Linked DNA regions of Homo sapiens: region 1 is linked to region 2. The links are chromatin loops, found by intact Hi-C in ENCODE. Cell type or tissue: Calu3. All regions are shown on one strand. Each heading gives the region's core, and the rest is flanking DNA. Links, peaks and the distances in the headings are about the cores only. Region 1 overlaps KIF14 (kinesin family member 14). Region 2 overlaps CAMSAP2 (calmodulin regulated spectrin associated protein family member 2).

The links. A loop is a pair of places that touch in the nucleus more often than their neighbours do. Peaks named below come from ENCODE experiments on the same cell type or tissue, not always from the same donor. Only the 100,000 strongest peaks of a DNase experiment are listed, where the experiment ranks them.
Region 1: it touches region 2 in a loop (7-fold over the local background); 18 of 110 quality-filtered maps call a loop at or near these places.

Annotation. Positions count from the first base shown.
Region 1 is chr1:200,549,132-200,564,593 of GRCh38, forward strand. KIF14 (kinesin family member 14) reads right to left here. Exons shown (of 30, transcript NM_014875.3): 26 at 11,591-11,749; 27 at 10,199-10,321; 28 at 6,249-6,323; 29 at 5,337-5,475; 30 at 2,369-4,636. The coding sequence ends at 4,257. Among named protein-coding and RNA genes, the nearest start is that of KIF14, 64 kb to the right of the region's middle. RefSeq lists a silencer at 9,844-9,893. In Calu3, for the core only: no CTCF peak of the experiment used is centred there; a DNase peak (open chromatin) is centred at 9,930.
Region 2 is chr1:200,794,607-200,810,068 of GRCh38, forward strand. CAMSAP2 (calmodulin regulated spectrin associated protein family member 2) reads left to right here. Exons shown (of 17, transcript NM_203459.4): 3 at 12,770-12,931. Among named protein-coding and RNA genes, the nearest start is that of CAMSAP2, 63 kb to the left of the region's middle. In Calu3, for the core only: a CTCF peak has its summit at 8,493 (motif pointing left); a DNase peak (open chromatin) is centred at 8,465.

The sequences.
Region 1 (15,462 bases), core at 7,835-12,834, 240 kb before region 2:
CCAAATTTCAGAGATTCTCCATCTTCTTAGTGGACAGCACAATCTGCTCTTCGTGAAAATGAGGCCCCCTAATGGGCAGATGCTCGCTCTTTAGACAAATTCAGAGGTTTTCACTGAATATTAGCCAGAGAAACGAAAGCCTGTGACTTACCACAAAATCGCTCTTAAATTCTTTTTTTTTTTTTTTTTTTGAGATGGAGTTTCACTCTTGTCGCCCAGGCTGGAGTGCAATGTGGCCATCTCAGCTCACTGCAACCTCCGCCTCCCGGGTTCAAGCGATTCTCTTGCCTACGCCTCCTGAGTAGCTGGGATTACAGGCGCGTGCCACCACGCTTGGTTAATTTTTGTATTTTTAGTAGAGACGGGGTTTCACCTTGTTGGTCAGGCTTGTCTCGAATTTCTGACCTCAGGTGATCCACCCACCCCCGGCCTCCTAAAGCGCTGGGATTACAGGCGTGAGCCACCGTGCTCGGCTAAATTCTTTAAAAAACCTATGATTCTCTGAGTTTAGGACCATTCAGCAACAGGAAATATGCAGTTTCCAGTTGCCATTTGCTTAATCAAAAGTTTACCCCTGAATTCTGTCTTGAATAAGTCAGCGATTCTCTGGTGGTTCTCCTGTATGTTCGAGTGTAGTGTGTGTTTTTTGTTTGGTTTTTTGTTTGTTTGACAGTCTCCCTTGGTCTCCCAGGCTGGAGTGCAGTGGCGCAATCTTGGCTCACTGCAACCTCTGCCTCCCAGGTTCAAGCAATTCTCATGCCTCAGCCTCCCGAATAGCTGGGATTATAGGCATGCACTGCCATGCCTGTTTATTATTGTTTTTTTTAGACAGAGTCTCGCTCTATCACCCAGGCTGGAGTACAGTGGCGTGATCTAGGCTCACTGCAACCTCTACCTCCTGGGTTCAAGCCATTCTCCTGCCTCAGCCTCCTGTGTAGCTAGGATTACAGGCGTGCCATGCGCCACCATGCCGGCTAACTTTTGTGTTTTTAATAGTGTTGGGGTTTCACCACGTTGGCCGGGCTGGTCTCAAATTCCTGGCCTCAAGTGATTCACCCTCCTCAGCCTCCCAAAGTGTTGGGATTACAGGCATAAGCCACTGCACCCGACTTGAGTTTAGTGTGTTTAGAGGTCTTTGGCATCGAGAAAATATAATGTTATGAACAACTGGGATCCAACAAGTTGGGCCTTTCAAAAGTCCATGAGGCAATCTAATCTTTTTCAGGTTGCTATGGCTTAACACCAACAGCATACCTAGCATTAAGTAAATAATTATTAGAATGAATGAATGAACCTAGCTATCAGATACTAAAACAAACTAAATGGCCATGCTCCACATCTAAAAATCCCATAAACTAATATTGGCTAAAGGAAGAAAGATGGAAAAGCTCAGTCTTGATTATATCATGCAATGACTGTAACTTGCAAAATCCAGAGCACAAACTTACCTGATGAATCATGCACAGGAAGCTGGGCACATAAGCTTTTTTTTAACTGAACCAAACTACTGATACCTTTTCCCCTCACCTGTGATTAATTCTTACTTTCCATATTTAGGGAAAACCTTGAAATGCTTATTGGCACATAGTTAGGCTCTGTAAACTCAAGTATGCTAGTTAGCTAACTAGACAAAACAGCCTTTTGCTAAAACTTTCAGATGGACTGACTCCATGGAGGACACATAGCACATTATACCTTAAGAGCAGTAAGATAATGTTTAGTTATCTTTATTGTCCATTTATTATCATGGAACAAAATGACGGCAGATATATTTTCAGGTATGCCATAAAGGACTGCAATACAATTTGGCACATTGGCAGAATGTTATAAATGGCATATGCCTGCACCAAGTGTGATCTTATATACATAACAAGGGTTTTGTAGCTGGTAATGAAAAGGACAGAAAATAAATTCACTAACAGTCTACTACTTGCCAGCAGTTATTCCCACATTTTTCTCACTAAGTGCTCATAGATAGATAGTCCATGAGGTGGGTATTACTTTTCTTTCTGCAGATGAAGGAATGGGAGTGAAGACAGTAACATGTCTAAGGTCATGTAGTTACTAAGCAGTCCAGCTGGGATTCACACTCCAAACGTGTGAAAAATATGTCAAACTCCAAAGCTCATGCTCTTTACACATACCACATGGTGATAAATCTATTCCAGGCATAATCAACTAAAGAGAGGCAGAACAATGTTAAAAAAAAATAGTTGTTATGGCAATATTAATATTTGTTTAGTGTTTCCTAATTATTAACTTGATTTGCAACACTAGCCTAGCTATTATCAAGGCAGAGCTATTCTGAATGAAGAGTAAAATAAACAAAGAAAATCAGTAAAATAAAAAAGCATAGACCACGAAGCAATTCTAATGCTGAAAAGATTTATTAAAGGCATTCTCTTTATAACATTTCTTGTCAGTGCACATAATTCCAATAGCAAATATTTTTTCACCATTCATTCAAATACAGTATCACAATGTGTTTAGTATAAATATGTATACAAAATTTTATAAAGACACTAAAAAGTTTCTGACCAATTAAGTCATGAGTTTACAAAGCACAAACTGAAGATTAAATACTGAATATTAAGATGAAAACTACTATACAGGTACTTTAGGAAGTTCTTCAAAGAAGTGCACCTCCCGGGAAATCCTCATATGTACATCTACACTCCAGCAAACTGCACAGGCAAAGTGCTACTTGCCAGATTATTGACTAATAAAAACACATATAGAGCTTCAGAAAGAATACAAGGTCAAATGCCAAAAATAAAAAAAGAAATGAAAGCAAATGTGCTACATTGTACCATTTTAAAGAGCTTGAAAACACCACACAAGGTTCACTAATACTGTTCTGACTGCAATGACTGTATTTACTTACAATCTCTTCCTAACAAGGAAACTATCAGATTTATTCATGGTACGAATGGCCAATTTCAACTAGTTATGCCAAATGTACAAGTAGTATCTGTAAATTCGAAAAGGGCAAATGAAAGGATCAGGTTATTTAAATGAATTCTTCTTTTTTTTTCTTCTTTTTTTTTAAATGAATTATTCTTTAGGAACTGCTCAATATCACCCAAGCATAGTTACAAAGTATCTCTTCAAATTATACATACTCTTGAGGTCAAAAACGTCAAACTATTTCCGTAATGTAAGATCCCACAAGTAGAATATTATCTTTATTACTTGATCATAAATAAAGGTTTTTTTTTAAAGCTGTGGAAAATAAGGGTCTTTAATCTTCATCAAATCATATACAAATTATTTCATTATACCTTTAACAAAACAAGCATTATCAAGAGAAGGTCCAGCCTCTGATCTCCTAATCTCATCCAACAGTTTAGTATAATTCTGGCAACATTTTATTAGTTTTAAATAATATTCATACAGCCCCCATTATGAAACACAGATAACAGGGTAAACTACTGTGCCAGCAAGCCATATTATTAATATATAATTATACTATATTTAGGTAGCTACTTATAATTTGGAAAGAAACAGGAAGCTACACCCTTGAACATACTATTCAAAATGGCAACCAGTTAACCCTTTGAGAAAAGAATTTTTGATTAACAATGCAAGTTAAGTTGTCTTAGTTAAACTTGTACAGGCCATTTCACCATAAACATCCCAGCTGTCTGAGGAGAGAGAAGGCATAGGCACAAAGGTAACTGATTGTTCAGGTTTCCACTCATGAGAAAATAACCCTTTATAAACGACTAATGAACCAACTACAGACAGTATACCAATGTTAAACACTTTAAAGATAAAAATATATTTTATTTATTTATTTATTTATTTATTTATTTATTTATTTATTTATTTTGACTAAGTCTCGTTCTGTTGCTCAGACTGGAGTAAAGTGGCATGATCTTGGCTCACTGCAACCTCTGCCTCTCAGGTTCAAGCGATCCTCCTGCCTCAGCCCCCCTAGTAGCTGGGATTACAGGCACGCGCCACCATGCCCAGCAAATTTTTGTATTTTTAGTAGAGACGGGGTTTCGCCATGTTGGCCAGGCCGGTCTCAAACTCCTGACCTTGTGATCTGCCCGCCTCCCAAAGTGCTGGGATTACAGGCGTGAGCCACTGTGTCTGGCCTTTGATAAATAGATATTTTAAAGATAAAAAGACATGGACTTTTTTGAAATATCTGTGCTGATTTCTCTTAAACTCTCCTGCATAAAGAAAATTACCGAGCAAGTGTTCTTTTTCTTTCATGGGTGGTCATAAAAGTGCCTACACATCAGTATTCACACCCACTGAATCCTACTGGGTGTGCATTCCTCTGAGCTCACTGCTGGGGATGAGCCATGGAGCTCATAGACACGCTTTGGTACACCTTTATTCTTACTGCCGTCAATCCCGCTTGATTTAGATTGTTGGTGTTCTTCTTTGGTATTTTGATTATAAGTTTCCCAGGGTTTCAACAAATCAGGGCTTTCTTCAGATTCAAAACAAAAGAGGAGAGACTTAGCTAGAGATTCTAGTTCCTGGTGGACAATGTGAGTTACTCTACTCTCATAGCTGCCAACAGAAGTAGAAGGCACACTGAAGTCACTGTAAAAATCACTGGCCAAGTTGCGAATACTTTCAACACAAGTCTGGAGAAGATTTATATCACTATGGCATCCTATATGCAAGAGAGGAGGGAAAAGTTAATTAGCCTTTTCAGTTTTCATCAGGTATTTATGACTTTTATAGACTCTAGATATCTTTTAAGTCAAAGTGACCCTATCAAAACAATTCCAAACTACTTAAGATTAGTCAACTAAAGTGTTTATTTGCTAGATGAGCACTTGGTTTTTCAGGATCTAATTATTTAGGTAGAAGTACTGATACATACATTAAGTGGGAATTTAATTATAAATACAAGTTCCTATATGGGTAACTAATATCAGTGAAGTAGCATTGGGTAGGCTTCAGTTAATGACTAAAATAATGAAAAGGTTAGAAATAAAAAGGAAAGATGTCAGCCGGGGACTGTGGCTCATGCCTGTAATCCCAGCACTTTGGGAGGCCAAGGTGGGTGAATTGTTTGAGGTCAGGAGTTCGAGACCAGCCTGGCCAACATGGTGAAACCCCATCTCTACTAAAAATACAAAAATTATCCAGGCATGGTGGCATATGCCTGTAATCCCAGCTACTTGGGAGGCTGAGGCAGGAGAATCGCTTGAACCCAGGAGTCGGAGGTTGCAGTGAGCTGAAATCGAGCCACTGCACTCCAGCCTGAGTGACAGAGCGAGACTCCATCTCAAAAAAAAAAAGGAAAGATGTCTAAGGTTCCTTAAAATATAAAATTCTGATTATAAACTCCATTTGGAGAATCATACCTTTCAGTGCAGAAATAATAATTTCAATAGCTTTCTCTAAGCAATGTTTTAACTTTAAGAATTCTGGAGCACGATTAACCATCCTCTTGAAATCTTGGTATTCAAAGTTTTCTTCTTGTACTTGCCTTCTGAAACTTTTCTGTATAAATAAAGTTAATATTTAAAATAATACATTAACAGGCTCAATGGCAGTAAGGCTCAGTCAATATGATTTTAATTGCCAGAATCTTCTCTTTAAGAAAGAGAGTTTAATTTCCTCACCAGTGCTTAACTCTATTTCTATAAGCAAGACCAAAATACAATAGTAATTACTGTTTTCAAAAGAAATCAGAATTTTCAATTAATTTTCAAAGTCTGTCATCCTATTACATGAGAATGGAATAAAGTAACAGTGCCATTTATTATTCAATACTTTAAAAGATACATTTATTTCATTTTTAAGAGCTCAACTTTATAATAGTTCTCATTTATTTAAATAAAAATTTTCAAGCCATAGCAATTACTCTCCTTTTTAACACATTGATCATATACTTAATTTTTCTCTTTACCTGTGACATGGGAATAATCTATCTAATTCAACTGTATTTTAAAATCTTTGAGCACAATGATTATTAAACACAATTTTTTAGCCTATAATGACCCATCCAAGCAAAAGCTGACAGTTATTAAACCAGTAGCAATAAGAAACAGACATATTAATAAATTTCTATACAATCCTTTATCCACTACTAGAACTAGTAAGTTATGACACACATAAAAAAGACAAAGAGCTATCTTACATGCTACAATTAGACATATACAAAAGAGTTGTCTCTGGCTAAGGATAAACACTGAAATAAAAATATCTACATTTGAACCAAGTGAAATGATAAAAAATAAGCAAAATTAAAATCAATTTAAAGCTTCTCTTACAATTTTCGATTCAGCAAAGATGTTTTCAAGAGATCTAATCAATCCCATGGCATTAGTTTTCATTTCTTTGGTAACCTATAGAGAATGTTAAAATATTTTATTATACTTTATTATTCAGAAGTACAAAAATCATAGAATTGCATGGGACCAGACTTTTAAAAAATTCTAGTCTAGAAGCCCAAAGATTGGAGCTCTATTTCTGGGATTGCAATTAAATAGCTTGAGAGTACTTAAATCATACATGTGAAATTTCTTCAAAAATAAATTGCACATTGACTTCTTTCCAAATAAGTTTATTTCACTTTTAAGAGTTCAACTTTATAATCTCTCTCATTTATTTTATTTACATAAAAAATTTCAAGCTATAGCAATTACTCTCCTTTTAAACACATTGATCATATACTTAGTCTGTATTTTCTATTTACCTGTGACATGGGAAAATAATCAGTCTAATTCACCTGTATTCATTAATAATTTCTTTCAAAATAAATTGCACATTGATTTCTATATTAAATATGGACACCCTCTAATATTTGTTATAACAAATTTTGTGTTATACTTAAATATTTATAGATACAAAATTTCTAAATTTCCCTTGGAAGGGGGTAAGTAACATATCAAGCAAATACTATACTCTAAAAACTTTACAAATGTTTTGTTATTTGATTCTCCATTATAGTCCTATGCTGCCCATTGTATACCTCATTTTATAGGTAAGGAAACAGACCTTGGTTCCTAACTCCTAAGACTGAGAACTAGAGTGGGAGCCCACATCTAAATTCTAAGCCTTTGCTTTTATTCTATCCAATGCTGCCCCCTAAGGTGCTTTCCTGCTCAATTTCTGCCAGGGGATTCTTTTTCAGTGTTTAATTGGCTTTACTCACAGAGAGCTTCCCTAGCCCTAATTCAGATTTGCTCTATGTGGTTTAAAAAAAAACAAAATTCCAAAAGAATATCCAAATTATTTTTCCTTCCTGACTCCAGCTTTAAAATTGTAGCTCCATGCCTTTTATGTTTCAGCTCATTTTCTATTTCTTTGGATATTTTATTCTTCTATAGGTTCTTAAAGGAGTTTTAACTTACAAGAATAGATAAACTAAAACCCTACCATGAACAACAAAGTACAGGTTTGTCATACTATAGAAAGAAAATGAGAGAAAGGAGGGTATGCAGATAGGGTCAATTGTATACAGGATGGGCCTGGCCCTTTTGCTGCTTATTTCCTCAAAACAATACCAAGGCTAACACCTGCACCTACTTCAACAGCTTACTAAACACATTCCCACATATTATTTCATCTATATTTTTCATTAATTTATTCTATACCCTTCTGCACTTATTGCCAGCAGAAATTCTTTGCAATAGTGATAGACTGCAAAAGTGGTATCACTTTGCAAATATGGTGAAGTGTTTTAGTGATAAATGGTGCTGCTGCTGAGCAAAACCAAATTTGAGACGTCAGTGGTGGTCTGAATGAGCCTTTGACAGCCCAATATATCCCTTTCTTCAAAGTTGCACTATGGAACTGAAATCAGCCTCATGCCTATTTGAGCGCAAGCTTGATTTAGTGACAATATGAGCTCCTAAATTTAGTAACAATGTGTTTTTACTTTTATTTTTTATTTATTTATTTATTTATTTTTGAGACAGAGTCTTGCTCTGTTGCCAGGCTGGAGTGCAGTGGCACGATCTTGGCTCACTGCAACATCCACCTCCCAGGTTCAAGCGATTCTCCTGCCTCAGCCTCCTGAGTAGCTGGGACTACAGATGTGCACCACCACGCTCAGCTAATTTTTGTATTTTTAGTAGACACGGGGTTTCACCAAGTTGGCCAGGATGGTCTCGATCTCTTGATCTCGTGATCCGCCCACCTTGGCCTCCCAAAGTGCTGGGATGACAGGCATGAGCCACCGCGCCCAGCCGTGTTTTTATTTTTTAAAACAAAAAAACACAAAGTGAGAGAGGCAGACATATGTTGAGAAAAAGAGAACACGTGCAAGTAAGATGAATGACTTAAGATTTGCCAGGCACTATATTTTTAGCATTTTCGTATACGTTGTTTCTTCATCTCATATGATCCTCAGAACAATTTTATGAAATAAGTATGATCATCCTCATTTAAAAATGGAACGACTGAGGCTCAGGTAAGTTGTTCAAGGCTACATAGGAAGTAGGAGAGCAGCTTAATGTTCCATGTCTTTCCCCTGTTCTGAGATGGAGTTTTTCTGGGCAGAGAGAAATCTGTATAACCCTGTAGTATGAGCAAAGGGATGGAGAATCTCTGTGGCTTACACAGTTTCACCTCAGATTCTAAGATGAGCTAGAAGTACATTAATACCAAAGTTTTTCTAAACAACAACAACAAAAAAACTAACTTATTCCATGCCTTCCCAGAAACAACCACCCAGAGGGACAGAAGCCAATAGTCCTCCACATGATCTACTTTTCTAGATCAATCAGTATATACATAAATGAGGAGACATCCTAGTAGCTAAGATCTCAGGAACCTAAATGTCCCCAGGTAGCACTGCCCCAGCCACCTGACTCCAACAAGAGCAATGGAATGGACAGGGGTGGTTTTTGTTTGTTTGTTTGAGACAAGGTCTTGCTCTGTCGCCCAGGCTGATATGCAGTGGTGCAATCACAGCTCACTGCAGACTCAAACTCCTGGGCTCAAGTGATACTCCTGCCTCAGCCTCCGGAGTAGCTGGTACTACAGATGCATGCCACCATGTCTGGCTAATTTCTGTATTTTTTGTAGAGACAAGGTCTCACTATGATTCCCAGGCTGGTTTCATATTCTGGGCTCAAGCTGTCTTCCTGCCTTGGCCTTCCAAAGTGCTGGGATTACAGGCATGAGCTACCATCCCTGGCCAAGGATGGTTTTAATATGTTGTTACAAGACTCTAAAACAGACAAGTCTCTGAAATTCAGTCTCATAAGAATTTGAATTTGTATCTTCCTAATCCCCACTTCACTAACAGTAATTGTCAATAAAGAAAATTAATGCATGAACAATAGTTTTAAAAACTTATTTATGTAGCATGTTGAGTTTTGGAGTCAGGCAGAATATAAAATCCTGGCTCAGGGCTTAATAGTTGGGTAATTAGGCAAAATACTCTAATTCAATGAAATGAAGAATATAAATTCCTACCTTGAAAAATGATATGAATATGAAATATGATATTCATAGGGCTTTTTCTTACTGACAAAGTACAAACCCATTATAGAAATGGCTAAGATTTACCACTGTTACATGTAAAGCACCTAGTCCAGTAACTGTCAGAGGAAATTAATCAGTAAATAGTTTACAGCCTGTGATGTAGGTATGCTTACATGACAGGGTCAGAGCATTAAGTGACTTGCTAAATGATAAGTGGAAAGTGATAGAACCAGGTTTCAAATACATGTCTTCTAATATTAAAACCCAGATCTTTCCTAAGGTACTAAGTAATGTTAGCTGGAGGATGGGAGGACACATATTTTAGGAAATCACTGAAATGCTTATTGGTTCTGTATCTTGATATGAAATATCTTATGTGAATGCCCCAGAAAAATATTTAGTTCAAGATACTGAATCAATAAATGTTACTAATAGTTTCCATTCTTAGAAGAGGAGAAGACTAAACAAAGCTAAGGAAGAAAATGACAACCAGAAAGCGAACACTAGGTGTCACTACCACACTCCACTCTCTGCTTAGGAGTTTACAGACTGAATTCTTGAAAATAGCTGCAACAGGACCAAGCAAAATATTAACAATAGAGGCTGCAGTGACTCAAGAATAACTTGGGAAAATATCACCATAAGATCATGATGTCAGCCTCTTCAGTGAAAAATAACTCGAAACAAATTAAAACATATGAATTTATAGAAATCTAATTTGTTGACTGAAAAAATCAACTTTATATATTATTTAGTACTGTACAGAATATTCTTTTATTCATCTTACCTCATTTTTTGTACACTGCCTAAAGAGTTCATGCTGAAGTTCTTTTGCTTTTTCCAGTCCAGAATCTAATAAAATCTTCATTCCTAAGCCTACACCATCACAAACAGCATCCATGAATTCCTCCTAGAAAAAGAATTTAAGCATTAACTAGAAAATTTAGGTTTTATGTATTTTAATTTATTTAAATTTAGGTTTTATATATTTTAAATTATCAAGTAATTAAGTTATATTTTCTGCTTACTTTAGGACTATAATACATCCCAAGTTTATTAAGTTCAACTAAAGCTAGAATAAGAACTAACAGTCTGTGGTCTGTAAAGAAATAAAATTAGCAAATCTGTAATTTAGTATCCCATATATAACATATTGCAAAGAATGTTTATCATCTTTTAAGCAGGGCTCTATATTGCTAGAACACAGTAACATTCTTTTTTTTTTTTTTGAAATGGAGTTTCGCTCATGTTGCCCAGGCTGGAGTGAAATAGCACGATCTTGGCTCACTGCAACCTCCACCTTCCTGGTTCAAGTTATTCTCCTATCTCAGCCTCCTGAGTAGCTGGGATTACAGGCACCTGCCACCACACTCAGCTAATTTTTATATCTTTAGTAGAGACGGGGTTTCGCCATGTTGGCCAAGCTGGTCTTGAACTGCTGACCTCAGGTGATCCACCAGCCTTGGCCTCCCAAAGTGTTGGGATTACAGGTGTGAGCCACCGCCCCCAGCCAGAACACAGCAACATTCTAATATAATACAATGTTTTCAATAGCATAACTAGTGAAAGCAAGCAGATACAAATTATCTGGTATTACAACGTTTTTTCATGTGTTGATTGGCTGAGAAAACCCTCCACGGTGGATGACTAGCATCAAATTAAGGATCTGAAAGGTAAAATAAGGTTTGCAAAATAATCCAATATATTTAAAAGTTTTTTGGTTGTTTGGTTTTGTTGGGTTTTTTTTGAGATGGAGCCTTACTCTGTCACCCAGGCTGGAGTGCACTGGCGCAATCTCAGCTCAACGCAACCTCTGTCTCCTGGGTTCAAGTGATTCTCCTGCCTCAGCCTCCTGAGTAGCTGGGATTACAGGCGTGGGCCACCATGACTGGCTAACTTTTGTATTTTCAGTAGAGACGGGTGTTTCGCCTATTGGCCAGGCTGATCTCGAACTCCTGACCTCAAGTGATCCACCTGCCTCGGCCTCCCAAAGTGCTGGGATTACAGGCATAAGCCACCACACCCGGCCCAAACAGTTTTAAATCTTATTGCAAAACTACTAAAAGTACAAGCTATTTTGAAAACTTAAAAAGAACTTGCCATGTTTAGTACTGTACTATTATCAAAAGTCTAATGTTCCCTCAGATGAAGTCTGTCTGAACTAACATTGCTAAATTACCTGGACACTGGCAGCTTTATTGTTACCGTTTTCTAGAAAATGTAGCTTGCTCCCTTTCAGAACTGCTAACTGCCCCACATACTTTACAGCTTGTTGTACAATTTGGATTGCATTCTTTTGAGCCTCTTTTATCATTGATGAAATATCCAAACAGCATCCCTGTAAGATAAAAATGGACAAGTGTATCAGATACATGAGATTATAACAGGTGGTAAAGAAAAGATAAGGGCCGGGCACAGCGGCTCACGCCTGTAATTCCAGCAGTTTGGGAGGCCGAGGCGGGTGGATCGCCTGAGGTCAGGAGTTCAAGATCAGCCTGGCCAACATGGTAAAACCCTATCTCTACTAAAAATACAAAAATTAGTCAGGCATAGTGGCACACGCCTATATCCTAGCTACTCAGTAGGCTGAAGCATGAGAATTGCTTGAACCCAGGAGGCAGAGGTTGCAGTGAGCTGAGATCGTGCTACTGCACTCCAGCCGGGGTGACAGAGTAAGACTCCATCTTAAAAAAAAAAAAAAAGAAAAAGAAAAATGTCCCGGACACGGTGGCTCATGCCTGTAATCTCAGCACTTTCGGAGGCCGAGGCAGGCAGATCACAAGGTCAGGAGTTTGAGGCCAGCCTGGTCAATATGGTGAAACCCCATCTCTACTAAAAACACAAAAATTAGCCAGGCGTGGTGGCGGGCGCCTGTAGTCCCAGCTGCTCAGGAGGCTGAGGCAGGAGAATCACTTGAACCTGGGAGGTGGAGATTGCAGTGAGCCGAGATCGCACCACTGCACTCCAGCCTGGGTGACAGAGCGAGAGACTCTGTCTCACTGATTTTCAAAAGAAAAGAGAAGAAAAAAAAAAAAAAGAAAAGAAAAATCATCTGGAGAAAATAAATTCTGCATTTATTGATATAGTGATCTCACTTCATAAATGTCTCAGTCAGAACCAGAAAACATCTGTGGCTGCTAAAGGTGATAAAATGAGTAAGATATAGTCTCCACCCTCAAAGACCTTACACACTAATAGGAGACATAAGTAAGTACAAAATTAACTACATATAAGACAGAATTAATAAGTAAAAGCCAAAAGAAAGAAAAAGAAGGGTGGCTCTTTTGCATCTGAACTTTTCCTGTTCTGATAACCATCTGACAGTTAATAAAGATATGATTTTCTCAAGGAAAAAGAAATCGAGAGGGAGAGGAAGGGGAAGCAAAAGGGATGGAAAAAACCCCAAACACCTTCAAACAAAAGACTTCCCACATGCACTCAGAGTACACATATAAAAAAGGAATGAGGAAGCTTCTCTTGAGCTTTTCTTCTTTCTGTTACCTGCCCCCTGTAGTGTCTCTTCAAAATATTTCTCCTGGCCTGCTTTGGGGAATATGCTAATTGTATTGCTACAAGAAAAGGATTCTCAAACCATACTTAGTAGAAAGTGTAGTCACTAAATTCAGGTTTGCTAGCTTAACACAAGTCTGTCCTGAGCTTAATCTAACTTCCCCTCCAAGTCGCCTGGTCTCTCCATCCTTGATTCCTTGTATAAGATTTCCCACAGGGCTATGAGTTGAAACCCACAAGTTCAGTTCAAAGTGTTCTTCTCAGAAAATGAAAAGAAGGAAAGAAACTACACACCAGTTACTCTAAGAGAGACATTCTTATAACATTAATTCATCTGATCCTCACAGCAATCCTGCCCAGTAGGCATTTCCAGCTTTATTTTCCTGTGAGAAACAGGAGACTCAAAAATTTAAGCAGTTTGCCCAAGGACGCACAACTAATTTAGCATGGGTTCAAACATCAGTTTTTCAAGTGCCAGTAGTGAGTTTTTGTTTTGTGTGTGTTCTCCCACTATTCTAGTACTGCCTCTAAAATCTGAGAGCCAACTAAGCACTGACCATCCTTCAACAAGCTTCCTTTTCTAGGCTCAAACTTAAGTCAGACCCTTCGCTTCTGGCTCTCTAGCTTTGCTCTCTGGCCAATCCTACCTTTCATTTTCATGATTCTATGCTGTCAGAAATTCTCCTTCATCTACTATTTCATCCACACCTGTTTGCAGTCCACCCACCCCGCCACCCCTTGTTTTAGTCATCCTATTTCCTCATTACCTATATCCAAAGTCATCCTTCATCCCATATGAATTTATAATTAATTCAATAACAAGTATCCAACCAAACATCTATCACATAATGGTGCCTTGTGAAAAAAGACACCCACTGTCCTCTACCTTCTTAGAGCTAACTGTCCATTGAGATGTACAGGCTTATAAATAGTATGTTATATTAAAAGTCATAACGGGTGAAGTTTAGGGTTATCAGAGAAGCAAATAAGACAGGTGCCTAACCAAGTCTTGGGGAGACCTAGAAAATCCTCCTGAGGGAGAACAACGGACATTAAAAACAATCATCTGATTTCAAGTTTACTAGTTAGATCAGTTAAAGATTTCCAAATCCCAGCTAGTAAATAGCCCATTCAGGAAGTATTTGACACAACAAAAATTCTACTGCAATAATAGAATGTGGAAAGTCTTTCGGTGGGCACTATAACATAAAATTTGTTCAATTGTTCTATAACATTTTATTACATGGTCTAATTATCCTTTTTTAAAAGTGAAATCTAACCCTCTTAGTATTTTCTTTTTTTAAATAGTTTACTTTTTGTTATTATTATTGAGACATGGTCTCACTCTGTCATCCAGGCTGGAATGCAGTGGTGCAATCATGGCTCACTGTAGCTTCGAACTCCTGGGCTCAAGCAATCCTCCCACCTCAGCCTCCCAAGTAGCTGGGACCACAGGTACATGCCACCAAAAAATCAGCTGGCTGATTTTTTTTATGTTTTTAGAGACAAAGTATCTAACAAGTTGGATATTTGTTATTATTCACTATGTTGCCCAGGCTGGTCTCAAAGTCCCAGGCTTAACTGATCCTCCTGCCTCAGCCTCCCAAAGTCCTAGTATTATAGGCATGAGCCACTGTACTCGGCCATTAATTTCTTATCTGCTCCTTTTGCATATCAAGGAATTTTTAAGAAGGAATTTGTTAATATGGTAGATGACTAAGTATTCTCCAATATCAATTTTCCACTTCTTCCACAGATCCCTTGATTTCTGGCTTGGCACATAGGTGTCCAGAATTTTTTTAAAAAATACATTTCCTCATGATACTTGCAGCTAGATGTAGTCAAATGATAAAATTCTAGCCAGATATATAAATAGATGTGGCATATGGTGATTTCCAGAAACCTCCCTTAAAAGAAGGCAAACTTCAGCCGGGCGCAGTGGCTCATGCCTGTAATCCCAGCACTTTGGGAAGCTGAGGGGGGCGGATCACCTGAGGTCAGGAGTTCGAGACTAGCCTGGCCAACATGGTGAAACCCCATCTCTACTAAAAATACAAAAATTAGCCGAGCATGGTGGTGAGTGCCTGTAATCCTAGCTACTCGAGAGGCTGAGGCAGGAGAATCGCTTGAACCCAGGAGCAGAGGGGCAGTGAGCCAAGATCACGCCACTGCACTCCAACCTGGGTGACAAGAGTGAGACTCCAGCTCAAAAAAAAAAAAAAAAAAAGGCAAACTTTGCCCTATCCTTCTCACCACTCCTTCCACCCTGCTGTGCTGAGCTCAGATGGGGCTCCTCCATAGTGGGTCATGAAATCAGGGGCTACACTTTGGGCATGGCGGATGGGACCAATGGGAGGAGCCTGGATCCTGAGGACTCTGTGGATCAGAGCCACTGTGTCTACATCTAGATTTTATGTGAGAGAGAATAAGCTTTCATCTTACTTCTTCTTACAGCCAAACCTAATCTTATCTGATACAAGATAAGCAGGAAAACAAAATTATTTCCTTGTCTCTATGTCAGCAGAATTGTGGCCAATTCAG
Region 2 (15,462 bases), core at 5,840-10,839:
CATCTGCCCCAGGGCCCCTTCCCAGAGGTACGCATTCCCAGCACAATGCAGTTCTTGGCTAGGGTCAAGTTGTATTGCCTCCTGTGCCTGCCTTAATCTGGCTCTGCTGGCTGAGATCCATGTCTATCTGGATTCACCAGCAGCACTCACCATCCATGCTCTAATTAGAGTCCCATCTGCATTTCCACATTGTAGTTTTGTGCATTTTTCAGTATGGCAACCTCCAGCCATGTTGATGAGTCTGCCTGGGCAGTCCTCATTGCCTCCTGGTTATAAAGTTGTGTGACTTTTGAGTGATTCATCCTAACCCTATTCTTGACATAAACCATGTTATTTTTACAGCATGAAATGCCTTGTACTATTATTGTCACTCCATTTTATAGTTGAGGTATTGAAGCACAGAGAAGTTAAGGAATTTGCCAAAGATCACCTAGTTAGTAAGTGGCAGAGTTGGGATTAAACCTAGGTACTCTGCTTAAATGGTCTTTGCTAACCTATGCTGCTAGACTATAGGATTTATGTGGGGAAGTATTAGAAGACCTGAAAAGAGTGATTATTTTAAGATCTTGAAGAATTTTAATATTATTTAAATAATCCTGGACTTGTTGGGTAGGCCCTGGGAAGTCACTGAAGGCTTTTGACTGTAGAGTGATGTGATTGGCAATGTCCTGTAGAAAGGTTAATCACTTGTAGCTGTGAGGGACTGTGAAAGCAAGATTCCTGATAGTATGCTGTTCTTGGGCTTCTCTCTAGAGATCTAATGAGTCAGCCTCTAAGGTTTGATGCCAGGGAATTTATGATCTTTTTGATGATCATCCATATTTGGAACGACTGCTCTAAACTGTTTCCTTTGTTTACTATATTGGTTTGACTACTAGTATGCCATTCCTGTATGTGTCCATCCAGTACAGCCACATTTAAATGCCCTTAATTTGCCATTTGAAGCTACATATAGTCCAGATGAAGTCGATGAGTCTGCTCAGGAGACATATCTTTCATCTGTCTGGGCCTTGCGTTTCAATAGATATTTGAGCTATACTCTTTCTTATATATATTAAGTTTGCAATAAAGCTTAATATCAGCTTGTTTTAACATTATCTTGGAAACACTTCTTCATTGGGTAGTGTGATTATTACCAAATGTAAGTGACAAGATGTAAACCAGATACTCATCTACTTGTATATAAACAGATGAAAGAGAACTCTCAACTACTTCCTTGTCTCTAATATTTGCTTCCTAAAAATTTGGGCAGAATTAAATAGCAGTTAAATCAGTATCATTGTGCTGATAGTCGCATGCTAGTCATCATACTTTTTTGACTTGCTCTGCCTACTTCATTGACATATCTAACCAGGGAGGTCCAAATAAAATAAAAATAGCAGTTTTGTGCGATCAGTTGTTTAAGCATATGTCATATTGTTAAGATTTTGAAACTCTTCAGAGAGGTATTTTGAATCTCATGAAAGTCACCCCTCTTGCCAGGGCTGCCACATGCATAGTTCCACCTGGGTATAGCAGAGTAGCAGTGGCACCTTTGGTCCTGACTATGTTTAATACAGATTGGGTATAACAGCAGTACGTCTGGAACAACAATGCCATAATCCTCTTGTAGGTTACTACTTAACTATTTGCTGTTCAATAGTTAAACAAAATTTTTTGTGTTAAAAAAAATCAATTGACCATAGACATATGGGCTTATTTATGGACTCTGTTCCATTGATCTCTGTTTTTATACCAGTACCGTATTGTGTTGATTATTGTTGCTTTGTAGAAAGTTTTAAAATCAGGAAGTATAAGTCCTCCTACTTTGTTCCCTTTCACGATTGCTTTGGCTGTGGTGAGTCCCTTGAGCTTTAATATGAATTTTAGGATCAGTTTGTCAGTTTCTATAAAGAAGCTACCTGGGATTCTGATAGAGATCACATTACTTTGTATACCAATTTAGGAAAGTATTGCCATCCTAGGAGTATGTAGTCTTCCATCCATCAATATGGGATGTCTTTCTGTTTATCTTTAATTTCTTTCAACAATGTTTTGTAGTTTTCAGAGCATAAGTTTTTTTTTGTCTTTTTTTTTTTTTATACTTTAAGTTTTAGGGTACATGTGCACATTGTGAAGGTTAGTTACATATGTATACATGTGCCATGCTGGTGCACTGCACCCACTAACTCATCATCTAGCATTAGGTATATCTCCCAATGCTATCCCTCCCCTCTCCCCCCACCCCACAACAGTCCCCAGAGTGTGATATTCCCCTTCCTGTGTCCATGTGATCTCATTGTTCAATTCCCACCTATGAGTGAGAATATGCGGTGTTTGGTTTTTTGTTCTTGTGATAGTTTACTGAGAATGATGATTTCCAATTTCTTCCATGTCCCTACAAAGGACATGAACTCATCATTTTTATGGCTGCATAGTATTCCATGGCGTGTATGTGCCACATTTTCTTAATCCAGTCTATCATTGTTGGACATTTGGGTTGGTTCCAAGTCTTTGCTATTGTGAATAATGCCGCAATAAACATACGTGTGCATGTGTCTTTATAGCAGAATGATTTATAGTCCTTTGGGTATATACCCAGTAATGGGATGGCTGGGTCAAATGGTATTTCCAGTTCTAGATCCCTGAGGAATCGCCACACTGACTTCCACAATGGTTGAACTAGTTTACAGTCCCACCAACAGTGTAAAAGTGTTCCTATTTCTCCACATCCTCTCCAGCACCTGTTATTTCCTGACTTTTTAATGATTGCCATTCTAACTGGTGTGAGATGGTATCTCATTGTGGTTTTGATTTGCATTTCTCTGATGGCCAGCGATGGTGAGCATTTTTTCATGTGTTTTTTGGCTGCATAAATGTCTTCTTTTGAGAAGTGTCTGTTCATGTCCTTCGCCCACTTTTTGATGGGGTTGTTTGTTTTTTTCTTGTAAATTTGTTTGAGTTCATTGTAGATTCTGGATATTAGCCCTTTGTCAGATGAGTAGGTTGTGAAAATTTTCTCCCATTTTGTAGGTTGCCTGTTCACTCTGATGGTAGTTTCTTTTGCTGTGCAGAAGCTCTTTAGTTTAATTAGATCCCATTTGTCAATTTTGGCTTTTGTTGCCATTGCTTTTGGTGTTTTAGACATGAAGTCCTTGCCCATGCCTATGTCCTGAATGGTAATGCCTAGGTTTTCTTCTAGGGTTTTTATGGTTTTAGGTCTAACGTTTAAGTCTTTAATCCATCTTGAATTGATTTTTGTATAAGGTGTAAGGAAGGGATCCAGTTTCAGCTTTCTACATATGGCTAGCCAGTTTTCCCAGCACCATTTATTAAATAGGGAATCCTTTCCCCATTGCATGTTTTTGTCAGGTTTGTCAAAGATCAGATAGTTGTAGGTATGCGGCGTTATTTCTGAGGGCTCTGTCCTGTTCCATTGATCTATATCTCTGTTTTGGTACCAGTACCATGCTGTTTTGGTTACTGTAGCCTTGTAGTATAGTTTGAAGTCAGGTAGTGTGATGCCTCCAGCTTTGTTCTTTTGGCTTAGGATTGACTTGGCAATGCGGGCTCTTTTTTGGTTCCATATGAACTTTAGTTTTTTCCAATTCTGTGAAGAAAGTCATTGGTAGCTTGATGGGGATGGCATTGAATCTATAAATTACCTTGGGCAGTATGGCCATTTTCACGATATTGATTCTTCCCACCCATGAGCATGGAATGTTCTTCCATTTGTTTGTATCCTCTTTTATTTCCTTGAGCAGTGGTTTGTAGTTCTCCTTGAAGAGGTCCTTCACATCCCTTGTAAGTTGGATTCCTAGGTATTTTATTCTCTTTGAAGCAATTGTGAATGGGAGTTCACTCATGATTTGGCTCTCTGTTTGTCTGTTGCTGGTGTATAAGAATGCTTGTGATTTTTGTACATTGATTTTGTATCCTGAGACTTTGCTGAAGTTGCTTATCAGCTTAAGGAGATTTTGGGCTGAGACGATGGGGTTTTCTAGATATACAATCATGTCGTCTGCAAACAGGGACAATTTGACTTCCTCTTTTCCTAATTGAATACCTTTTATTTCCTTCTCCTGCCTAATTGCCCTGGCCAGAACTTCCAACACTATGTTGAATAGGAGTGGTGAGAGAGGGCATCCCTGTCTTGTGCCAGTTTTCAAAGGGAATGCTTCCAGTTTTTGCCCATTCAGTATGATATTGGCTGTGGGTTTGTCATAGATAGCTCTTATTATTTTGAGATACATCCCATCAATACCTAATTTATTGAGAGTTTTTAGCATGAAGCGTTGTTGAATTTTGTCAAAGGCCTTTTCTGCATCTATTGAGATAATCATGTGGTTTTTGTCTTTGGCTCTGTTTATATGCTGGATTACATTTATTGATTTGCGTATATTGAACCAGCCTTGCATCCCAGGGATGAAGCTGACTTGATCGTGGTGGATAAGCTTTTTGATGTGGTGCTGGATTCAGTTTGCCAGTGTTTTATTGAGGGTTTTCACATTGATGTTCATCAGGGATATTGGCCTGAAATTTTCTTTTTTTGTTGTGTCTTTGCCAGATTTTGGTATCAGGATGATGCTGGCCTCATAAAAAGAGTTATGGAGAAGTCCCTCTTTTTCTGTTGTTTGGAATAATTTCAGAAGGAATGGTACCAGCTCCTCTTTGTACCCCTGGTAGAATTTGGCTGTGAATCCGTCTAGTCCTGGGGTTTTTTTTTTGGTTGGTAGACTTTTAATTACTGCCTCAATTTCAGAACTTGTTATTGGTCTGTTCAGGGATTCGACTTCTTCCTGGTTTAGTCTTGGGAGGGAGTATGTGTCCAGGAATTTATCCATTTCTTCTAGATTTTCTAGTTTATTCGCATAGAGGTGTTTATAGTATTCTCTGATGGCAGTTTGTATTTCTGTGGTATCAGTGGTGATATCCTCTTTATCATTTTTTATTGTATCTATTTGATTCTTCTCTCTTTCCTTCTTTATTAGTCTGGCTAGCAGTCTATCTATTTTGTTAATCTTTTCAGAAAACCAGCTCCTGGATTCATTGATTTTTTTGAAGGCTTTTTCATGTCTCTTTCTCCTTCAGTTCTGCTCTGATCGTAGTTATTTCTTGTCTTCTGCTAAGTTTTGAATTTGTTTGTTCTTGCTTCTCTAGTTCTTTTAAATGTGATGTTAGGGTGTCGATTTTGGATCTTTCCTGCTTTCTCTTGTGGGTATTTAGCACTATAAATTTCACTCTAAACACTGCTTTAGCTGTGTTCCAGAGATTCTAGTACATGTGTCTTTGTTCTCATTGGTTTCAAAGAACTTATTTCTGCCTTAATTTTGTTATTTACCCAGTAGTCATTCAGGAGCAGGTTGTTCAGTTTCCATGTAGTTTAGCGGTTTTGAGTGAGTTTCTTAACCTTGAGTCCTAATTTGATTGCACTGTGGTCTGAGAGACTGTTTGTTATGATTTCCATTCTTTTGCATTTGCTGAGGAGTGTTTTACTTCCAATTATGTAATCAATTTTAGAATAAGTGCAATGTGGTTCTGAGAAGAATGTGTATTCTGTTGATTTGGGATGGCGAATTCTGTAGATGTCTATTAGGTCTGCTTGGTCCAGAGCTGAGTTCAAGTCCTGAATATCCTTGTTGATTTTCTATCTCGTTGATCTAATAGTGACAGTGGGGTGTTCAAGTCTCCCACTATTATTGTGTGGGAGTCTAAGTCTCTTTGTAGGCCTCTAAGAACTTGCTTTATGAATCTGGGTGCTCCTGTATTGGGTGCATATATATTTAGGATAGTTAGTTCTTCTTGTTGCATTGATCCCTTTACCATTATGGAATGCCCTTCTTTGTCTTTTTTTATCTTTGTTGGTTTGACATCTGTTTTATCAGAGACTAGGATTGCAACCCTTGCTTTTTTTTTGCTTTCCATTTGCTTGGTAAATCTTCCTCCATCCCTTTATTTTTAGCCTATGTGTGTCTTTGCACATGTGATGGGTCTTCTGAATAGAGCACACCAGTGGGTCTTGACTCTATCCAATTTGTCAATCTTTGTCTTTTAACTGGGGCATTTAGCCCATTTACATTTAAGGTTAATATTGTTATGTGTGAATTTTATCCTGTCATTATGATGCTAGCTGGTTATTTTGCCTGTTAGTTGATGCAGTTTCTTCATAGTGTCGATGGTCTTTACAATTTGGTATGTTTTTGCAGTGGCTGGTACTGGTTTTTCCTATCCACATTTAGTGCTTCCTTCAGGAGCTCTTGTAAGGCAGGCCTGGTGGTGACAAAAATCTCTCAGTATTTGGTTGTCTGTAAAGGATTTTATTTCTCCTTCGCTTATGAAGCTTAGTTTGACTGGATATGAAATTCTGGGATGAAAATTCTTTTCTTTAAGAAGGTTGAGGCCTGACGCAGTGGCTCACACCTGTAATTGCAGCACTTTGGGAGGCCAAGACGGGCGGATCACAGGGTCGAGAGATTGAGACCATCCTGGCCAACATTGTGAAACCCCTTCTCTACTAAAAATACAAAAATTAGCTGGGCATGGTGGTGTGTGCCTATAGTCCCAGCTACTTGGGAGGCTGAGGCAGGAGAATCTCTTGAACCCAGGAGGTGGAGGTTGCGGTGAGCTGAGATCGCGCCACTGCACTCCAGCCTGGAGACAGAGCAAGACTCCATCTCAAAGAAAAAAAAAAAAATAGAATGTTGAATATTGGCCCCCACTCTCTTCTGGCTTGTAGGGTTTCCACGTAGAGATCCGCTGTTAATCTGATGGGCTTCCCTTTGTGGGTAACCTGACCTTTTGGGTGAATCTGATGATTATGTGTCTTGGGGTTGCACTTCTCGAGGAGTATCTTTGTGGTGGTCTCTGTATTTCGTGAATTTGAATATTGGCCTGTCTTCCTAGGTTAGGAAGTTCTCCTGGAAAATATCCTGAAGAGTGTTTTCCAACTTGGTTCCATTCTCCCCATCACTTTCAGGTGTACCGATCAAACGTAGGTTTGGTCTTTTCACATAGTCCCATATTTCTTGGAGGCTTTGTTTGTTCCTTTTCGTTGTTTTTTCTCTAATCTTGCCTTCATGCTTTATTTTATTAAGTTGATTTTCAATCTCTGATATCCTTTCTAAATTATCTGAAGGTTATTAAAGCTTACACCATCTAAATTATATTTAGATGAGTTACCTATAAGCTAAAAGCTAGAGTCAGATGGCAGTATCTAAGATGAACTCTTAAGTGTAGGTGGTATCCTTGTTTTCTTTTTCATAATCTCTTTAACTCGTCTTAGTACCTTATTTATTTATTTGTTCTGGGAACCACATTTGAGCTTTGAGAGGCAGGAGGACAGTGCTTGATGTGTTGGCAGCTAGTAACCCCTAGTTTAACTGAGTTGAGGACAGTAGTAATACTATGGTGGCAATAGCAAGATTTTTATCTCTGCAGCCTTATAGTACAACTGTCTTGGTTTAAAACTGGATTTTATTTTAACTAAATTCTGTTTTAAACCAAGATAGTTCTATATAAGAATGTCTTTGGATTGGAAGCCTTGGTTTTAGTTTATTCTTGAATTGTCAATATCAGAAGTTTAGAAATAGTAATTCAATGGCAAAGTATTATTACATAATAACAAAAGATTTATTGTGAAATACTGGGGCCAACATGGAGGAATGGCAAGTATACGAGCTTTGACCATAGACAGACCAGGATTTTGAATCCTAGTTCTAACTCTTACTAACTCTGTGACCAAATGTAGATACTCATCCTGAGATTTCCTCATTGATAAAATGACATATCATCTCAGCGGAGTTGCAAGTGGTGTTTTACTTTTATCTCCATGTAAATTAAAGATAAATGAAACTTATGAAAAAGTGTTTATATAGATAAATGATATGTAAAATATTTTCTAAGTTGGAATAACTTTGAAAAACTATAGAGTTTAATATGAATATGCAGTATGTACCATTTTAGCAGAATAACTAGTACCTCATGTTTGTGATTGATTAAAGTATTTATTTCCTCTTAAATACCTGTGGGCGTACTTGGGCATAGTAGGCAGTCTAGCCACTTTATTAGTCCAAAAACTAAGTTCATTTTAGGATTTTTTTTTAAGTTCTATGTCTAAATCTGATACAAGAATAGTAAAAGCCATGCAGTAGTAGATCTTTTATCTTAATTTATGAGGCTAAAAATTTCTTATAACACTGAAACCCTTTCCTTTCTTTAATAGGTTTAACCTTCATTTCTAATACATAAATGTAATTTATTTTTGCTTAGACTCCACTGGTTGGAGATGATAAAAATATAACCCTTGTAACACAGATATAGAACCTAATGGTGGCCTTTGGATGATACTTCAGCTCTCACCCAGTAAAGTCCCTGGGATTCCACATTCCCCAAATCCTTTTCTTTTCATTGAAATGCCAAGTAGCCCTCCTGCTTTTTCTTCCATAACCAGCCTTCCTGCTGCTGCTCTTAGATGTCATGCTATGCTCTGCCACCTGGTGGTTGCAATGTACACTGCTGTTTCTGTTGCTGCCGCAGTTGCCTCCTACAAGGTGCAGAGGTTGGGATTTAAGTCTGCAGGTGTGATGTTCAGTGTTGTGGGCTCTGGAGGCAGATTTCTAAGTTTGAATCCCTACATCACTGCCTCCTTGCTGTGTAACCTTGGACAGGTTATACAGTTTTCTTATCTGTAAAATAGGTAGAGTAATAGTGCTTACCCTCACAGGGTTGTTTCATTAAATTAATACAAATGCTGAGAACATTACATACTGAAAACAGTACATGACAGAAAACAGTAAAATGCCAAAAACAGTATGTGACACTTAACAGTGTTAGTTATTGTTATTATTCTGATCTGAATGCTTTAGGTAAGCAATTAAACGTGTATATTTTATTTGGAGCTATCATAGCTCCAAACTGATTGATTTTAGCCTTGAGTTTATTTTTTAATGTTGATCTTTTCTAAATCCATTGTGTATATACTTTCTGTTATACATAATTTTTAATTATCACTATCATATTGTAAAGTTAAGAAGTAAAAAAAAAAAATCACACTAAAATGTAAGAGTTCTTAAAGTGAGTGAATATCATATGGAAATAACCACAGCACAGTAGTGGAATTTTTAGAAATTTGTTTTTTAATTTGGGAAGTTAATCAGTGAAATGAGCTTTGTTCTGAAAATGTATCCCAATTTTCGAAGTAAACTATAGATTTTATTTGTGTTTTTACATACTATAACAAGGTAATTTCTAAGTTTTACTTTTATTCATTCATTTTCCCTTTCTGTTGTGTGTGCGTGTGTGTCTGTGGTATTCAAACATTATTATGGTATGATGTTCTGTTTTTCTTTTTTTTTTTCTTTGAGACAGAGTCTTGCTCTGTTGCCCAGGCTGGAGTGCAGTGGTGCGACCTCGGCTCACTGCAACCTCCACCTCCCGGGTTCATGCCATTCTCCTGCCTCAGCCTCCTGAGTAGCTGAGACTACAGGTGTCCGCCACCACGCCTGGCTAATTTTTTGTATTTTTAGTAGAGACAGGGTTTCACCGTGTTAGCCAGGATGGTCTCGATCTCCTGACCTTGTGATCTGCCCACCTCGGCCTCCCAAAGTGCTGGGATTACAAGCGTGAGCCACCGCGCCTGGCCAGATGTTCTGTTTTTCTTGTTTCTTGTCTGTTTCCTTCCTTTTTCATATTTTTATGTATATATATAAAACAGTATTATAGTGTGGTATTCTGTTTTTTCCACTCAATTTTATATTGTACACATTTCCCTTATTTTTAAATAGTTTAATATATCATAAATTACTCATTTTGGTTGGATATTGTTTTCTTTCTGTTGTATAATATTATAATGGTTATTTTTTATTTATACAGCGTTTTTATCCTCTCTCATGTGTTTATAGAACAAACTGCCAAGAGGAGTCTTAAGAGTACATGAATGATTTTGTGGCTCTTGAAATATTTTCCCACATTTTAATCCAAAAATGCCATGCTTTTTAATGCTGTTAAACAGGAATTTACTTTCACCCATAAAACATTGTCTAGGAACAAAAGTGAAAAAGACAGGATCCCTGCTCTCCAGGGATGGAGTATAACGGAGAGGATACATACAGATGAATGACTAAGAGAAAGGCTGCAATATTCTGAGTGTGAAGGAAGAACTGGGATAGTTGGACAGTAGCAGTGTGGAAAATACTTCTTAGAGGAGATTGAATATGAAAATGCGGTTTTAATTTGAAATAATTATTGATCCTACTTTTTCTTTCTTGCATATTATGTTTGTCATTTCTGAAACATATTTTTTTGCTTTGCAACAAAATGACTTAACTCCTGCCAACTGCATGATATGGTAGAAAGAGCACACAGGTTTGGACAAATTGCATAATTGTCTAAACTTCAGTTTCTGCACATATAAAACATAAATGATACTTCCTTTAGAGACTTTTGAGGATTATAGAAAGTGTTTTTTATCTATTGTCTCCAGGCTTATTTCAAAAAATATTTGAAATGAAAGAGTTAATATACTAATAAAGTATTTAGCACAGTATATGGCACATAAGTTAGACTTAGTAAGTAGGAGCCACTGTTGGTTTTATGATTGCCAGTGTTAAGCATTCTGCTTCTTACAAAGCGTCAGCTTTCCTATAAATACTGCTCAGTTTTCTAGAAGCTGGAACTGCCACCTCCTAAACGATCAGAATTCACTTCCTCAACCTCCAGAGTAACCCAGCTCTTGAGTCTTTATAGTAACCAAAAGGCTAGCTTCTTTCTTTCCTTTCCTTTCTTTAGCCCCTGCTAGTTGCCAGATACCACGTTAGATGTAGGGAATAGGAAGATAACTGAGATAATATCCTACAACTGTCTATCTAGAGAAATAGAGTCATATGCAGGTGACTGTGCACATGTCAGAGAAATCAGTGGTTCTCAACCCTGGCTGCTCATTAGCATCACCTGGGGAAGCTGTTTAAAAATACCAGTGCTGATGCCGTACTTTAGATAATTTAGAAATTAATGCAAACAGAAACAATATTCTGTAGGAACCTGTACTCATTGATAGGTTGAGTGAGTCATTTTGATTGGAAAGAGAACTGGAAAAATCTTCACAATCAGAGTAACATTCAAACCAACGACAAAACTTAGTCTGTATTGTTAGGAGGACAACAAGCCAGGGCACAAAAGCTTGAAAACTGGTAGCAGATTGGAGAAGGAAATGGTAGATTCTAAGGCTAGACTAACAAAGCAGCTAATAAGAAAGAAAGAAAGAAACTTTACCTCTTTTAAGGAGTTTAGACTTCGTTATGTAGAAAATGAGGTAGACTTTATGAGAGAATGATATGATGCAATCTCCGATTTGGAAAAAACAGCCGCTAGTTTATAACATTGTCAAAAGTAAATTCCAGATGGAATTAAAGTTATGGAAAAAATAGAGAATAATATTTCTATATTTTGGGGTTGGAGAAGACCTTTATAAACATGTTATCAACTCCAAAGCCATAAAGGAAAACACTGAGATTAACAGATTTTACCAAGTAAATATTTAAAACTCTGCAACAAAAGGTACCCTAAAGTTGAAAGTCTGGAGAAAAACTAGGGGAAAGTATTTGCTACCTCAATGACAGAAGGTTAAAAAGTACTTAATATATAATGAGCTCTTACAAATCAGTTAAGAATAGGCAAAAGATTTGAGCAGGTAGCTTTCCAAAGAAGAAATGCAAATGGTTGCTAAAGCACATAAAAGGATGCTCATCTTCAGTGATAATCAGGATTGTAAAGTCAAACAAGAGTGGGGTCTTCTAAACTTTCATGTTGATACAGATTTTTAAAAGTGAATAATATCTAATGTTGTCAAAAATGTGGAGAAACAGGCAGGCTGATAACGTTGGTGGGAGATAAGTTGGTGTAACCTTTCTAGAGAGTAGATTAATGGTTATCTATCAAAACTTAAATTGTGGTTGCCCTTGGACCCAGTGGCCACAACTAAGAATTATCCCTGGAGAAATACAATGTTGTAACATTGTTGGTAATGCCAAGCAGTGTAAATGTGTACATATTTCATAGGCATTAAACTTTTTTGTAGGAATATATACCAGACTGAAGAAACTGGTGGAGGGAGGGGCACTTCATATACTACTGTAATGTTTTTTTTAGAACTTCCATATAATTGTGTGTGTGTGTGTGTGTGTGTATCTATCTATCTATCTATCTATCTATCTATCTATCTATCTATCTATCTATGCCAAATCTATCTATCTGTGCCAAAGGCTAGAAGTCCTGTTCTGGATGAATTAGATGAGGAAGAAGTTGGAGGCAGGAAAACCAGTTAAAGAATTTTTTACCTTGTTCAAGTGTGAGAAATGTTTGGGTCTGAATTGGAACTGTGACAATCAGAATGAGGAAGAGGGAAGATTTGAAAGATAGAGAATCTATAAACTTGTACTATGTGGGTGAGAAGAATGAGGAAAGACTGTCAAAGATGGTTCTGAAGTCGGTAAGTTATATTGCTGAGTAAATGACCATGACATTATAAAAAATAGGAAAAACAAGAAAAGAAGCATCTTTGGAGTAGAAGATAATGAGTATCTTAAATATAGATCCTCAATAAGTATTTGAACAATAAATTAGTTTGGGTCAGTTAGCTCATCTTTAGCATGTACAATTTATGCTTTCTTATTAAGGCTGGTCTTCTGTAGTTATTCTGCTGCTTGTTAGGAGATGTCATTAACATTTCAAAATATGTAAAAAGCAATTTCTAAATATAATTTTTAAACTATTTGTTCTTGTTTTATATTTTCAGAGTGCACATTTGGCCATGATCGATACCCTCATGATGGCTTATACTGTAGAAATGGTCAGTATAGAAAAAGTAATTGCGTGTGCTCAGCAGTATTCAGCTTTTTTTCAAGCCACAGATCTGCCCTATGATATTGAGGACGCTGTCATGTACTGGATAAATAAGGTAGGATTATACTCACTTGAGTAAATCGCATCTCATAGCCAGAAAACGTGAAATTCTAAATTATACATTGCCACTTCATTACTCTTTTTGTTTCAAATCAAAGTGCAAACTTAAGTTGTAAAATACACTTAAATTTTTTAGTAAAAAAGCTTAAAATGATGAAAATAGTTTTCTGTATACTTAGCAATATTTATGATTACTCTTTTTTTTTTTTTTTTTTTGAGAAGTAGTCTCGCTCTGTCACCCAGGCTGGAGTGAAGTGGCATGATCTCGGCTCACTGCAACCTCCGCCCTTCAGGTTCTAGCAATTCTCATGCCTCGGCCTCCCAAGTAGCTGGGATTACAGGCGTTTGCCACCACACCCGGCTAATTTTTGTGTTTTTAGTGGAGACGAGTTTTCGCCATGTTGGCCAGGCTGGTCTGGAACTCCTGGCCTCACGGTGATCTACCCACCTTGGCCTCCCAAAGTGCTGCAATTACAGGCGTGAGCCACCACGCCTGGCCAATATTTATAATTACTCTTAATGATTAATCTGGTTCATACCAGATTATGAAAAAATTCAGAACACTCCTAATAGTGAACTATACACAGTGGGTGTTCAGTAAATATTTTTTGAATTCATTTCAAGAATGAAATAATTTTCTTACATTTCCAGTTAGGGGATTCTTAGGTTTGCTTGACCAAGTTGCACAAGATCCTATTGATTGTGGATTCCTCTTCTTGGAAATTTTTATGGAGCTGTGATTTGTGCTTTGAAGATGCTTAATTTGTCAGCTTATCACTCCCTTTGCCAATTTGAGTAGTTAATTTGTCTTGATCCACTTTCATTTACAACTGCCAGCCAAAAGAAAATTAAACCTTATCTGAAGACAAGCACTAAACGGATTTAAAAGAAGTTATATCTCCAGGTATCCTTTCTTGAAAGCTGGCATGAAGCTCGTAATAAAAAGCTAAATGTAAAAAACACTATTACAGCTATCTTCATTATCCATAATATCAGTATCATTGTAGAAGGACTGCTTAATACTTTGCCTCTGGAGTTCCTTTATTTCTTCATCTTTAGTAATCTTTCCCTGACTCCTCCTCAGCTGTAGAAAATCACAGTTACATTCTAGACCTATTCATCTTGAGAAACTATGCAACCTTCACATCCCATTACAGACTTCCCATTCTTGAACAGTTTCTCCTATCTTCCTAACCCACTTGCTTTAAATAATAATTTTTAAAATGTTGAACCTCATTATGACTTATAAACTATTGAGCCTATTAATTTCTCACAATCTTATTGGACTTCATATTTGTCCATCTTGAACTTAGATTTTTATAAGTACTCTCAGTTCTTATGTCTCCCCTTCCCTCCCTGTTACTCATTTGGTAACAGCTCAGATGGTTTAGCTTAGTTACCCATTTTATTTCTAACCTGCATTTGCAGAGGCAAATATTGCTGGAGAAATTTACACAAGGAAGTTGGTTTCACTTTAAGTTCATAAGCACAAACTTCCACTGCCAGTCCAACAAATGTGTCCCTAAGTTTGCTTTCCCACGCTTCATGACAACTGTGTTACCCATTTTCCTCTAATTCTCGGACCTTCTGTAACCCTTTCCCTACTACTGTCAGCTAAATTTGCCTTATCTTTTCTTGAGACCAGAGATGGGAAGGCTTTAGGTGGGAATTATCTTCCCTTTATACTAGCAAATCTGTAAACAGTTTTGGATCGCACTCATTGCCTTTCTTTTGTCCTACTGTTACAATGAAGAATTTCCCCCTTCACATCAAACGTGAGTTTTCTACTACTTGCTCTAGAACTTTCTTCCCTTTTTTGTGGTCATTGGTCCTGTACTTCAGTTCTTACTTTTTAATGTACATAAGAATTACCTGGTGTATTAGTCCATTTTCTTCTTGTAACAGAATACCTGAGCCGGGCTCAGTGGCTCACGCCTGTAATCCCAGCACTTTGGGAGGCCAAGGCAGGTGGGAGGTCAGGAGTTCAAGACCAGCCTGGCCAACATGGCGAAACTCCGTCTCTACTAAAAATACAAACATTAGCTGAGCATGGTGGCAGATGCCAGTAATCCCAGCTACTCAGGAGGCTGAGGCAGGAGAATCACTTGAACCTGGGAGGCGGAGGTTGCAGTGAGCCGAGATCGCGCCAGTGCACTCCGGCCTGGGTGACAGAGCGAGATCCTCTCAAAATAATAATAATGATAATAATAATAACAGAATACCTGAAACTGGGTGATTTATAATGAAAAGGAATTTATTTCTTATAGCTATGGAGGCTAAGAGATCCCAGGTGAAGAGGCCACTGGTGAGAGCTTCCTGCTAAGTGGGGACTCTGCAGAGTCCTGAGGCAGCACAGGGCATCATCACATGTCTGAGCATGTTAGCTCAGGTCTGTCTTCCCCGTCTTACAAAGCTGCTAGTGATAGCCCGTTGATCCATTGATCTGTGAATTGGGTCTGCTCTCATAACCCAGTCACCTCTTAAAGGTCCCACCTTTCAGTACTGCCACAGTGGAGATTAAGTTTC